Linked DNA regions of Homo sapiens: regions 2, 3 and 4 are each linked to region 1. A link is a contact called in ENCODE Hi-C or POLR2A ChIA-PET data. All regions are on one chromosome and are shown on one strand. The core of a region is the stretch at or near the end of the contact, and the rest is flanking DNA. Distances in the headings are between cores, read along the strand shown.

Region 1 (2,735 bases), core at 121-2,620:
GTTAGTCACGTTCCAAGGACCTGAAATTTCAGGCAAGTACGTGCTTTACCATCACTTTTCACAAAATAAAAGCCACTCACCTACAAATGTTTGTATTTCCTTTTTGGCCCATGTAGGAATACTTCCCATTGCCCACTAAAACTGTTTCCTATTCAGTTCAGCCCATAAAAATGCCCAATCCGGTCAGTTCCTCACGTCAGGATCCTCACAGTACTTAAAGTGAAAGGCTTCGAAAAAGGTATTTCATCAAATCACAAGGTTCAGTATTTTATGTTCAGTGACACCTACACCTGCAGATACTACAACACATAACTGGGCTAACCTGGGTCAAGTACCTAGTTGCACCGATTTAGTTCTTCCCCTTAAAGTGTTGCTAGTAAAGGCAAACTCTACTTCTTCAAAAAGTCGGCTTTTTGCAATGCCCATTAGGCACTAGAAAAGGGAAATTGATTGGTTCGTCATAGTTGCCCTACTTCCATTTCAGGTCCAAAGAAAAAAACTATTCCATAGGGAGTAACAAGGGGGCCACACGCAAATCAAGGTGGCAGATGCTAAACTGAACTTTGTGATGACCACGATTTAACCGAAAAGGTGATGGATGTGGGGGAGGGGGATGACCCAACTGAGCCATACATGTGCAGCTTGAGATAAAAAAGTCCACTTCATGAAGCAGTCAAAGTAGAGGGTGGGAAACAAACCGGTCGGGCCGAGCAACAACCCCAGGGTGCTGACCGAGCTCGGAGGCGGAGGGCCCTGGAGCCCAGGGACCAGAGAAAGGAGACCTAGGGCAAACCATAGGATCACAAGAACCAGCAGTAACGTGGAAAGGCCAACGCTGCCACAGAGTAGCGTGTAAGGGGACACGAAGAAGGGAGCGATGAGTTAGAAGGGAGTGACAGCAGGAGGGAGACCAGTGCCAGGGGCGAGTGGCAAGTGGCAACTGCGAAAGGCGAGGCACTGGCAGCCGGAGGTGGTGGGACTCTGTTGAGTCAGCACAGCTCCTACTCTGAGGGCACTTGTAGGATCCCCGCTGCTCCTCGGGCCCTGGAGCCCACGGCGAAGGGTCAGGCCCACCTTCCGTACAGATGATGTTCTCTGACGGGCTGGCGCCGGCCCCTTCCCCATTTCACAGGTAAACACTGGCCACCGTCGCCGCTTACCTCAGTTAACATTATTACACCCCGGGGAAGTGAGGTCCTCCCTAGCCTCGCCTCATGGCAACAGCCGTAGCAGCAGCGAAAACTGCTCGGGCCGCCGCCAACGGCGGCAACTGCTCCTTCAGTCTTCTCCCGGGCGGCGGTTTTACTCGGCTTCGCTGGCCTCCCCTCGGCCCGGTCGCTCGCGACGGACGCGCCGCCATCTTGGAAGAGCGACGTCCGCGTCTCGCTGCAACGTGCGTTCCCATTGGCGGGCGCAGGGGCTGCTGGCGTCTCGTGACCGTCTCCATAGCGCCGGCGCGCGGAGAAGCGGAGGTAGGCTGTCGGCAGTCGGCTTGGCGCTGACTTGTAGGACCCCGGGACCGGGCGCCTGGGCCAACTTGGGACCGCTGGGAGTGCAGAGGGGCCCCAGCGCCCGAGCCTTCCGGGAATGGACGTGCGCGCCCTTGGGGCCGGCGCATCATCCACCGCCCACTAGCGTTGGCCCGCCCTGGGGAGAGGAGAAAATGCCAGAGGCCGACACTTGACTGATGGCGCTGCGGACCTCGCTGGTCTTGGGGACAAGGCGGCAGATTTCCTTTAGAAAAACTTCCCTCTCGCGTCTCCCTGGCCCCGCGGCGACCGAAGAGTTGGGGTTCGGCTTTCTTCTCCTGGGATTTAAGTGTTATTTGAAACAGCTCCCTGCGCGGCCCTTTTCTCCTAAACTTTGACAGAAACTTCCCTTTGTCCCTACCAATCCTCAGTGAGTTCTTTACAGGGGTCCGAGACAGGTTGTAGATATGATGCGGCTTATCGGCTTTACCCCGATCCTAGCGGAGTTAGGACTTGCTGATGTAATTGGCCAGCACCTGCCTAACAATGAAGGTTTAGTTATGCTACAAGTAATGCACCTCTAAAAAAACGTAAAACAGGCTTTACGTTTTACCTGCTATCTCCACAGGTTTACTAGCTGCTTAATACAATATGCTTGTATATCAAGGTGAGCAAATTTCAGCAAATGTCATTGTAAATAGTCCCAACTTAAATGGAATTGAACTCTGGAACTCAATGTGCATAGAAGTCCCTGAGACTGACGCCATTCTAGATCTACCACTAGATGGTTTGCGATGTACGGAATTAAAGGCAGTCACTTCTACCTGAATTGTGATGAAAGTAGTTTACCTGAACATGCTGGGAAAGTGTGCTACCCTGTTTTGTATTAGAAACCAGTTTCCAAGTAAATTGAAAAGCAAATTTTCAGACTTGACATTAAAAACACCTCCATGTCATTCTTACAAGAGGTACAAAAGCATTTTAGAAAACTAAAGCCAGGAGTTTCTTCCCTTTTACCAGAATCTTTTCCCTCCATTTAACAATAGTACTGTTGTGCTAAATGAAATTTACTTAATGTATTACTCTTACAGTCTCAAAACAATAAGGGCATTGCAAACCTTGTATTATCTCTATCGTGTCAAGGAAACAAAACGGTTCATTTAAGCAGTCATGCAAAAAATTCAAGAAAAACTGATTTTGCTCAATTCAACTAATTGAAGCAAAGTAGTTTTTCTTGTTGTTTTAATCTGCATTTTGTACATCATT
Region 2 (2,901 bases), core at 385-2,884, 5.3 Mb before region 1:
GCAGAGGCTGGAGTACAGGAAAGTTAAGAATTAAACTCTCCCGCTGCTTGGAAAATGCAGCTTTCTGCAGGTAGAGCCACCTAGTATGTATATGGCCACAAAGGGAATTTTGAAGGGATAAATAGAGATTAAAAAAAAAAAAAAGGCTAGATGGCTTTTTGTGTTGTATTTTCCAAGTCGTTAACTGCAAACGCTAGTTTTAAAGAGAACTGGACACTCAATCAAAATACTCCTGTCTCACTCCAGCACATACAAATGGTGTAGTTGAATGGTATATTGGAAATTATATCTATTGCAATTAAAATTGTGTGAGCAATTTGAAAGAAAAGAAAAAAAGAAACATCCCTTTCATCTTTCAGAGTGTATTTCCTTATGTGTCAAACTGGAATATTTCTATCTGTGGCCAGTTCCCCGGGATGCTGCTAGAAACACGTGAGACAGCGCGTTCATTTGCTCTACAAAAAGCGAATGAAGGCGCAGTTACCAGGCCAGTCAACCCAGGCTGTTTAAGGTCAACTACTGGGGGACTTCCACGTCACCTCGATATATACGTAACGCGTGTGTGCCGTAACCCGTGAACTATGGAATCCCTAACCGCGAATCACGTGGCTGCTGCCCCGCGGACGCCCTAGACGACGTGAGGGAAGGCGGTGCCGGGCGGGGCCTGTGCCAGGCTGGCGGGCCGCCGCAGACAGAGCTACCCGGAGCAACCGTTCAGGGGTGAGGCCGGAAGTCCCATCCGACCTCGCGGGCAGCCAGCGCTAGGCCGATTCGAACTCGACCTTGTTTTGGCGTTGCTAGGAGACGCGGCTCCTGCGCGCCCCCTACAGGCCGGCGCCCGGGCGGCGCGCGGGCAGGGGGCGGGGACTGTCGCGTGGAGCTGCCGGGCGAGCACCGTTAGGGCAGCCTGGCGCGCGGCGCCCGCCAGGCGCCCAGTCCTCTGCCATCGCCCACGCCTCCCTGGTGCCAGGGAACAGGTATCAGCGCGCCTCCCCAGCGGCTGGGAGAGACGCTGAATGAAGAAGAGGGAAGGACGGTTAGTCAGGTGAGCCGCGGCGGGGTGGGCGGCCGGGGCGGCCACGCCCTGCCGAGGGAGAAGAGCCGGTCGTGTGCGGAGGGACAGGGTGAAGGGATCCCACTTCGGGGAGGATGGGCTTATCCCGGCGGGCGCGCCAGGTGGGATCTCTAGCGCCTCAGGGGCCCGCGCGGCAACAGCCGGCACCCTCGGGCCCGCGGACAAAGGGTTAACGCGTTGGCAGTGACTGCGGGCCCCGGATGTGAGAGCCTTGGCTTGACGCCCTGGCTGCGCTGCAGGTGCGCCGGGCCGAACGGAGCCGGCAGCCTGGCGGCGACCTGACCGCCCGAGGCTCCCCTTCACCTGCAGCGGCTGCTCGGCTCCCTCTGGGAACGCCGCCTTTTCTAACTTAAGGGCAACAGGTGGTGCCGGTGGACCGAGAGAGAGCTCAGCTCCGCCGCGCTGGGAGCGGCAGTTACCCTCACCAATTAGGGAGCGGGGGCGGGAGTTGCATGGCTTCCCTGATGCGGGTGACCAATGGGATTTGGGATCATGAGTGGACCGGGAGGAGTGGGCGTGGTCGGAGTCTGAGTCCAAGGTTTCTCGTGCGGCAACTGCCAGAGCTGCTTGGAGAGCTAAGCTGGAAGGGTGCTTATCCCTGCGTAGAAACGCCTGCCAATGCTTTCTCATTTGGACCCAGACTCCAGATCGGGAGGTGAGAACGTTGTTATTTTGCAAGGGGTAGGAGGTAATAGTGATCTTGGGTATGCTGTTAAGCATGTGGAATTAGATTCCGAAGATAGGACTATCTGCTATGAGTTTTCTGCCAGATAGGCACTTTGTGGTTACGGCCACTTAGACCAGATACTGGTGACTGGGTTCTTTCCAGAATGAGGTCTTTGAGGTTTGGGGACCCAGGAGAAAAACGTACATATTACTGCAATTTAAGTAAACCAGATAATTTCAATCACTGTTATTCCATCGTTTGTCTTGGACTGTGTGTGTTTTCATGTACGTTTCATATCTCGTCTGGTTTGTTTAGCGCAGCAAGTTATAGTAAGTTCTTCGTGTTGTTTATTTTAGCAAAGTAGAGCAAACCTGTTTTAATGTATTATTTCGGGAGAATAACTTATTCCTTCTTCCGTCTCCCAGCAGTCTTATAGCTGGATCAGCTACCAAGAGAAGTTGTAAACCAAGAAGAGAAAAGCATTTCAATTTGGGACATTTATTTGCACCTGGAAATGGGGAATGGGCTGTCAGACCAGACTTCTATCCTGTCCAACCTGCCTTCATTTCAGTCTTTCCACATTGTTATTCTGGGTTTGGACTGTGCTGGAAAGACAACTGTCTTATACAGGCTGCAGTTCAATGAATTTGTAAATACCGTACCTACCAAAGGATTTAACACTGAGAAAATTAAGGTAACCTTGGGAAATTCTAAAACAGTCACTTTTCACTTCTGGGATGTAGGTGGTCAGGAGAAATTAAGGCCACTGTGGAAGTCATATACCAGATGCACAGATGGCATTGTATTTGTTGTGGACTCTGTTGATGTCGAAAGGATGGAAGAAGCCAAAACTGAACTTCACAAAATAACTAGGATATCAGAAAATCAGGGAGTCCCTGTACTTATAGTTGCTAACAAACAAGATTTGAGGAACTCATTGTCACTTTCAGAAATTGAGAAATTGTTAGCAATGGGTGAACTGAGCTCATCAACTCCTTGGCATTTGCAGCCTACCTGTGCAATCATAGGAGATGGCCTAAAGGAAGGACTTGAGAAACTACATGATATGATCATTAAAAGAAGAAAAATGTTGCGGCAACAGAAAAAGAAAAGATGAATATCAATACCTATTATATCTGTGTGGAGTAGGTTTTCTCTG
Region 3 (2,943 bases), core at 27-2,526, 5.2 Mb after region 1:
AAATTATTCCTATTGCCAGGGTTCACCTGAAATCCCCAAATCAACTAGTTAAAATAGAGGCACATCTGAGAACCTCTAGATTAATAGAAGAAAGATAAAGAGTACAGAGACATAAGTATCTTACTCTTTTGTAAAAATTGAGGCGTATATATAGCTTGCTCTTTCATCTGGATTATGCTATATGGTTTGTCCTCAACAAGAAAAGTATACTGTGGGCCAGGCCTGGCCGCTCATTCCTGTAATCCCAGCACTTTGGGAGGCCTAGGCGGGAGGATTGCATAACACCAGGAGTTCGAGACAAGCCTGGGCAACATAGTGTGACCTCTTCACCACCACCACCACCACCACCACCACCACCAAAAAAATTTAAAAATTAAAACTTAGCCCAGAGTGGTGTTGCACGCCTGTAGTTTCAGCTACTTGGGAGGCTGAGATGGGAGGATTGCTTGAGCCCAGGAGTGCTGAGGCTTCAGTGAGCTATGATTAGCCACTGCACCGCACCCCCAGCCTGGGCGACAGGGCCGAGACCCTGCCTCCAAAAAAAAAAAAAAAAGCCTCAATGGTGTAAATTATTTTACATAAAATGTCTCTGTATAGTCCTATATAGACCGAGGAGGAAAACCAATGAGATATAAAGTTTTCATAATGTTAAATAATGTACAATTTCAAATAATCCTGTATATTACTATACAGTAGAAAGAATATGGTTACAAAAAACATTTCCATGAGGGCTGTGATTGAGTTCCGTGTTCCCGTAAAACACTTAGAGAAGCCTAACTGAAGATTTCTAGAACCGACTGACAACTGATTTCAGTTGTAAACACACAGTAAGCCAGCCTAGTTAGGCAGACATTCATTGCACGCCAAGGAGACACCAACGGGACTGTGTGCTCTTGCGTTATGAATCCCACGAAAATAAATCTTGTGCTCCGTGTAACATGACTTTAACTTGCAGTAATATCCTTTCATCATTTAATATTTATTGAGCGCCTACCATACACCAGGCTCAGATACTGCACTGAACACCGACCCTGTCCCATGAAGCCTTACACTGATGGGAGACACCTTTGCATGTTCCACAACCCAATTATCAAAAAAAAAAAAAAAAAAAAGATAATCACGTAACCGAAACCTGGAAATCTGCCTTGGGCACACAAAAGAGCAGGCGCGACCTCGGACCAGCTCCGAGGCAAAATTCACTCAGCGCGGGACAGCGACAGGGAATCCGGCCGCACCTGTGCCTGCAGTCTCATTGCTCGGAACGGCGCGCCACTGTGACGTGTCAGGCCCCGCCCCTGACTCTCCTCATAGTGCCCCCGCCTCCTTGCGCGAAGTGCGCAGGCTCCTGGGCAGGGCTCGGGTTCTGCCCGGGGACGCAGCCCAGTTGGTAGCGTCGCTCCCTGAGCGTTTCTAAGGGGGCCGCCCGGCCTTGTCTTTCGGCAGTGGCCGAGCCACCGCCGCCTGCCGCGCGTTCCAGAGCTGGGCGCTGCAGCTGCACTGCCGATCGCCGTGTTTGGTCGATAGAATCCCCAGTGTGCCCAGAGAGTGCGACCCCTCGCCCGGCCCGGCGAGCCCCGGGCGTGAACCGAGCTGAGGGAGGATGGCAGCCTCTGGGGTGGAGAAGAGCAGCAAGAAGAAGACCGAGAAGAAACTTGCTGCTCGGGAAGAAGCTAAATTGTTGGCGGGTTTCATGGGCGTCATGAATAACATGCGGAAACAGGTACCGCCTCTGTGGGAGTGACGGACGACGGTGGGAGGTGGTCCGGGGCTCGGGCCCCTGGTTCCCGGGGTGGAACCCCGCGCCCTGTGGATCGCGCCCCTCTTTCTCTGTCCTCGCCCCTCCTTCCGTTTTCGCAGGCGAGCGATTCCGCAGTTGGTAGAGGGGCGCGTAAAACAATTCTCGAGCAAAAGTGCTTCTCGTCTGCCGAGGATGTAGCTCCCAAGTCAGACTCCTGGGGGACTCCTCAGGCTGGCTTTCGCCGTCGGGTATCGGTTGTGTAACAGCTCTGCCCTAGTTATCTCTTTGTGGGGCGAGGATCCTTCCATTGGCGAGCCGTTTTAAGGTGCCGTGAGATCTTGTGTGAAGAAACCCGTTGGCATAGCCCAAACCGAAGCCCCCAAAGGGAGGAGAGTTGCTGGCCTGACATCAGCTGCTCTTAAATAAGGATCCCCGCCCCCTCCTGTGTTCCCCGGTGGAGCTAGTTGAAGAGGAGTCCTCCTGTTCGTGCTAATTTAGAGCAGAAGCAGCCATCGATAAATACCATGCCATCTTCTAAGGGCACTGTGCGCCTCTGTTATTAAGAGGAGCTCTTTGTTCTGTCCTTGGTGTGTGGTGCATTCGTGAAATTCTGCAGCACATCGGCGAAAGGTGGGTTATGAAAAGAACGGATTTTAACGCTGGCGAAGGTGAAACAAAGAGGCTTTTTTTTTTTTTAATTCCATAACATCTACACCGATAAGCATAGAAAGTCACTTTTTCCTTTCTGTAAGCTTTATTTATAGATAATACACATCTAAGTAGATTTGTGGGAATGTTTGGGTTTTGTTGACTGGGATCCTGTTTCAAGGGGACAAAGCAGGATGTGAGTTATGTGTAACTGCAAAACCTAGTTTGCTTTGTCTGGTGGTTCTGCTGGGAATATGGGCAACAGTAGAGGAATTTAAGATTTTTATGAAGATATTAACTTCTGGTTTCTATAAGCAAACGCTGACTGCTGGGATTTTGTCTTTGTTCACCAGCTCCTGCTACAGTGCACCAGTGCAGTCTGTGGGAATGCTTTTAAATCTTTCCTGGCCTGGCCTTTGTGCTGAAGTACTGTGAATGCCTGAATTCGTTAATTTATGTAACTGACTTTCATGTATCTATTTTCAAATTCATGTTCCTTTCATGTAAACCTTTTTGTATCTACAATACCACAGACTTCAAATTGCTGGTGCATTTAG
Region 4 (2,837 bases), core at 21-2,520, 5.7 Mb after region 1:
GCTTGTTATCCGGTAGCACAAGTTTTCCTCCTCCCACTCCTTCTCCTCTTCTTTTTTTTTCTTCCTCCTCTTCCTCATGAATGCTTGTCTTTGCTCTTCCATAACATTTTGAATTAGCTTGTCAAGTTTCTCACACATACACAGAAATTTATTGAGATTTTGTTGGGAATTGCACTGGCTCTGTAGGTAGGTTTGGAGAGACTTGGCATTTTTCAGTATTGACTCTTCCAATTTATGAACATGTTACATCTTTATTTAGGTCTTCTTCAGTGTCTTCCAATGTTTTCTTCAGGCAGGTTTTGCATTTCTTTGATCGATTTATTCCTAGGTACTTGATATTTGTTTGGAGCTGTTGGAAATGGTATCTTTAAAAAAATTATCTTTTTTACTAGCATATATAAATAAATATTGATTTTTTAAAATATGATTTTTGTATCTATTAACCTTGTTAAAAACTTTTATTGTTAACAGTTTATCTGCAGATTGTTTTGAAGTGCCACAAACAATTTTTTTTTTTTTTTGAGACGGAGTTCTGCTCTTGTTGCCCAGGCTGGAGTGCAGTGGCGCGATATCAGCTCACTGCAACCTCCGCCTCCTGGGTTCAAGCAATTCTCCCGCCTCAGCTCCCCGAGAGGCTGGAATTACAGGCGTCCGCCACCTCGCCCTGCTAAGTTCGTATCTGTAGTAGAGACGGGGTTTCACCATGTTGGCCAGGCTGGTCTCGAATTCCCGACCTCAGGTGATCCTCCCGTCTTGGCCTCACAAACTGCTGGGATTACAGGCATGAGCCAACGGCGCCCGGCCTCCACGTACATAATTACATAATCTATGAAAAAATAATTTTGTTTCTTCCTATTTAATCTTCAATCCTTTTATTTTTCTTGCCTCACTCCACTGGCTAAGGACCTTTGGCTTCAATAATGGGTAGTCTCATCTGTAGCACACTTAATCATCACTAAGCTTTCCCAGCCTCAGGTCAATAGTATTAGGAGGTTGGTTCCTCACCGGAGGGTCGGGAACAAGACGCCAGAGCCCTTCTTCCAGCGCCTGCAGCGAGTTAAGGCCGAGGGTATGCCTCTGGCGGGCTCATCTTCCAACACAGAAGACCCCGCCGCCCTCTCTGGTTGCCGCGCAGCTGCGTCGTTCTGACCCAGGGTAGGTGCAGGGCGGCTGGAAGCACGTGCCGCCGCTTCCTCATTCTGGGACTACATCCCCCACAATGCCGCGCGCCGCGGGCGGCTGGCCCCCGAGTGCGGGAAGGGCCGGCAGGGAGGCGGAGCGGAAGCCGAGTGCGAGGGACGAGCGGAGTAAAATCTCCACAAGCTGGGAACAAACCTCGTCCCAACTCCCACCCACCGGCGTTTCTCCAGCTCGATCTGGAGGCTGCTTCGCCAGTGTGGGACGCAGCTGACGCCCGCTTATTAGCTCTCGCTGCGTCGCCCCGGCTCAGAAGCTCCGTGGCGGCGGCGACCGTGACGAGAAGCCCACGGCCAGGTAATGAGTAAGGGGCGAGTCCGCCAGCCGGGCCCGCACCTCTCGCGCGCCCCTCAGCCTAGCCGGCCGCTCCTCCCCCGCCGCGCCCCCGTCCCCGGTCCCCGCCCCGCTAGGGCCGCTGCTGCGGAAACCCGGCTTAGGAACGGGCCGGCAGCCTCCGGCCGCGGCCGGGAAGGCTCTTTGTCCCTTCCTTTGGGCCGCGTCTCTGCCCCTCCGCGTCTGACAGCCGCGGCGCCTCGGCTCGGGCGGAGAGCCGAGCGTGGCTGGGGCTGCGCGAGTCGAGCGGGGCGGGCTTGGTCCGGAGCTGCGGGATGTAGATCCCGGGCGGCACCGCACTCACTTCTTTTTCTGTTTTTGACAGCTCAGTTCTCTTCTACTTTGGGAGAGAGAGAAAGTCAGATGCCCCTTTTAAACTCCCTCTTCAAAACTCATCTCCTGGGTGACTGGTAAGGATGAACTTAAACTGCCGTGTTGATTGTTGACTGTGACGGTAATGAGAATGGCTCAGCCAGCTAGGGTTCGAATCCTGCCTGGGTTTCTCTCACTGCCTGCCTTGGTGATCTTGGTTACTTAAAGGCTCTAAGCTTGAGTTTTCTCATCCATCAAAACACACACCTGTAAGTGGTTAGAATTAGGAATATAGACCTATAACGTCATTAGTTCTTCATTTGATGAAAAGATCCTTTGTGATACTTTCATTAGCTATGACTGAAGTGACCGAAGTGGCCTCTGGACTTGAGTTTTGTGCTTTTGTTTGTTTAATCATCCTGGGTTGTGTGTTCTTCACTTTATCTTAAACCTAACCAAAGGATTCATTAAAATATGCCGTCTTCCTAATTTTTGCTGTTTTAAGATGGCTGAGAATGTTCTTAGGAAATTGATGACTCTGCTTTTCTGTGGATCAGCTTCAGAGGTACAAGTATTCACCTCTCCCCTCCCCCTCAGGTGTGTCCTTTGGGAATCCTTAGAGGCGCTAAGTGTTTGTTTCGTCAGAGTAGGCATCCAGGTATTTTACAGTCCTGCCTCTGGGCTTCACCATATTTAACCTGGGTCAACTTTTTTCTACATCTGTCTGCATCTTCTCACTGATTAATAATTTCTCACTCTAAAATGTGTTGCAAAAATACTTGTTTTGAGGAAAATGTTTCTATGTTGGTGTTATTTAGTGCAGTGTAGGACAGAGAGTAATGGCTACGGAAATAGGAGTCCTTAGTTTTGTCCTTGCTCTGTCACTATCTGTGTAACCTGAGATTACTTTGTGGTCCTCAATGTCCTCATCTCTAAAATAGTGAATTGGTCTGATTCCAAGGACTCTTCTAGCTCAGACTTTCAATGATAAAGGT

Evidence for each region. A loop is a pair of places that touch in the nucleus more often than their neighbours do. ChIA-PET counts read pairs that join two places held with the same protein, here RNA polymerase II (POLR2A). Pooled maps may share reads with other maps.
Region 2: a map of B cell shows a loop between it and region 1 (12-fold over the local background). The contact joins the promoter of ARL4A here to the promoter of SNX13 in region 1. A Hi-C loop is called at or near these places in 3 of 168 maps with a recorded cell type or tissue (B cell, CD8-positive, alpha-beta T cell and naive thymus-derived CD4-positive, alpha-beta T cell), 1 of 37 single-sample maps with no recorded cell type and 9 of 50 pooled maps.
Region 3: a loop to region 1 is called in a map of CD4-positive, alpha-beta T cell, with 15 times the contacts of the local background. The contact joins the promoter of KLHL7-DT here to the promoter of SNX13 in region 1. A Hi-C loop is called at or near these places in 4 of 168 maps with a recorded cell type or tissue (CD4-positive, alpha-beta T cell, CD8-positive, alpha-beta T cell and naive thymus-derived CD4-positive, alpha-beta T cell) and 8 of 50 pooled maps.
Region 4: a map of sigmoid colon shows a loop between it and region 1 (11-fold over the local background). The contact joins the promoter of CCDC126 here to the promoter of SNX13 in region 1. A Hi-C loop is called at or near these places in 1 of 168 maps with a recorded cell type or tissue (sigmoid colon) and 10 of 50 pooled maps. POLR2A ChIA-PET finds 5 or more read pairs at or near these places in 1 of 52 experiments (OCI-LY7).

Annotation. Positions count from the first base shown.
Region 1 is chr7:17,939,124-17,941,858 of GRCh38, forward strand. SNX13 (sorting nexin 13) reads right to left here and starts at 1,371. Exons shown (of 26, transcript NM_015132.5): 1 at 1,161-1,371. The coding sequence starts at 1,172.
Region 2 is chr7:12,685,999-12,688,899 of GRCh38, forward strand. ARL4A (ARF like GTPase 4A) reads left to right here and starts at 1,635. Exons shown (of 2, transcript NM_005738.5): 1 at 1,635-1,730; 2 at 2,168-2,901. The coding sequence starts at 2,257. The coding sequence ends at 2,859. It also overlaps the pseudogene LOC100505995. RefSeq lists silencers at 670-949, 1,150-1,199 and an enhancer at 1,144-1,680.
Region 3 is chr7:23,104,427-23,107,369 of GRCh38, forward strand. It overlaps KLHL7-DT (KLHL7 divergent transcript), which reads right to left and starts at 1,277. Exons shown (of 3, transcript NR_046220.1): 1 at 1,133-1,277. KLHL7 (kelch like family member 7) reads left to right here and starts at 1,359. Exons shown (of 11, transcript NM_001031710.3): 1 at 1,359-1,720. The coding sequence starts at 1,601. RefSeq lists enhancers at 547-1,533, 1,156-1,345, 1,466-1,745, 1,534-2,520, 2,226-2,305.
Region 4 is chr7:23,596,112-23,598,948 of GRCh38, forward strand. CCDC126 (coiled-coil domain containing 126) reads left to right here and starts at 1,271. Exons shown (of 4, transcript NM_138771.4): 1 at 1,271-1,494; 2 at 1,856-1,940. LOC105375187 (a long non-coding RNA gene) reads right to left here and starts at 1,214. Exons shown (of 2, transcript XR_927098.2): 1 at 1,006-1,214. RefSeq lists a silencer at 1,513-1,752.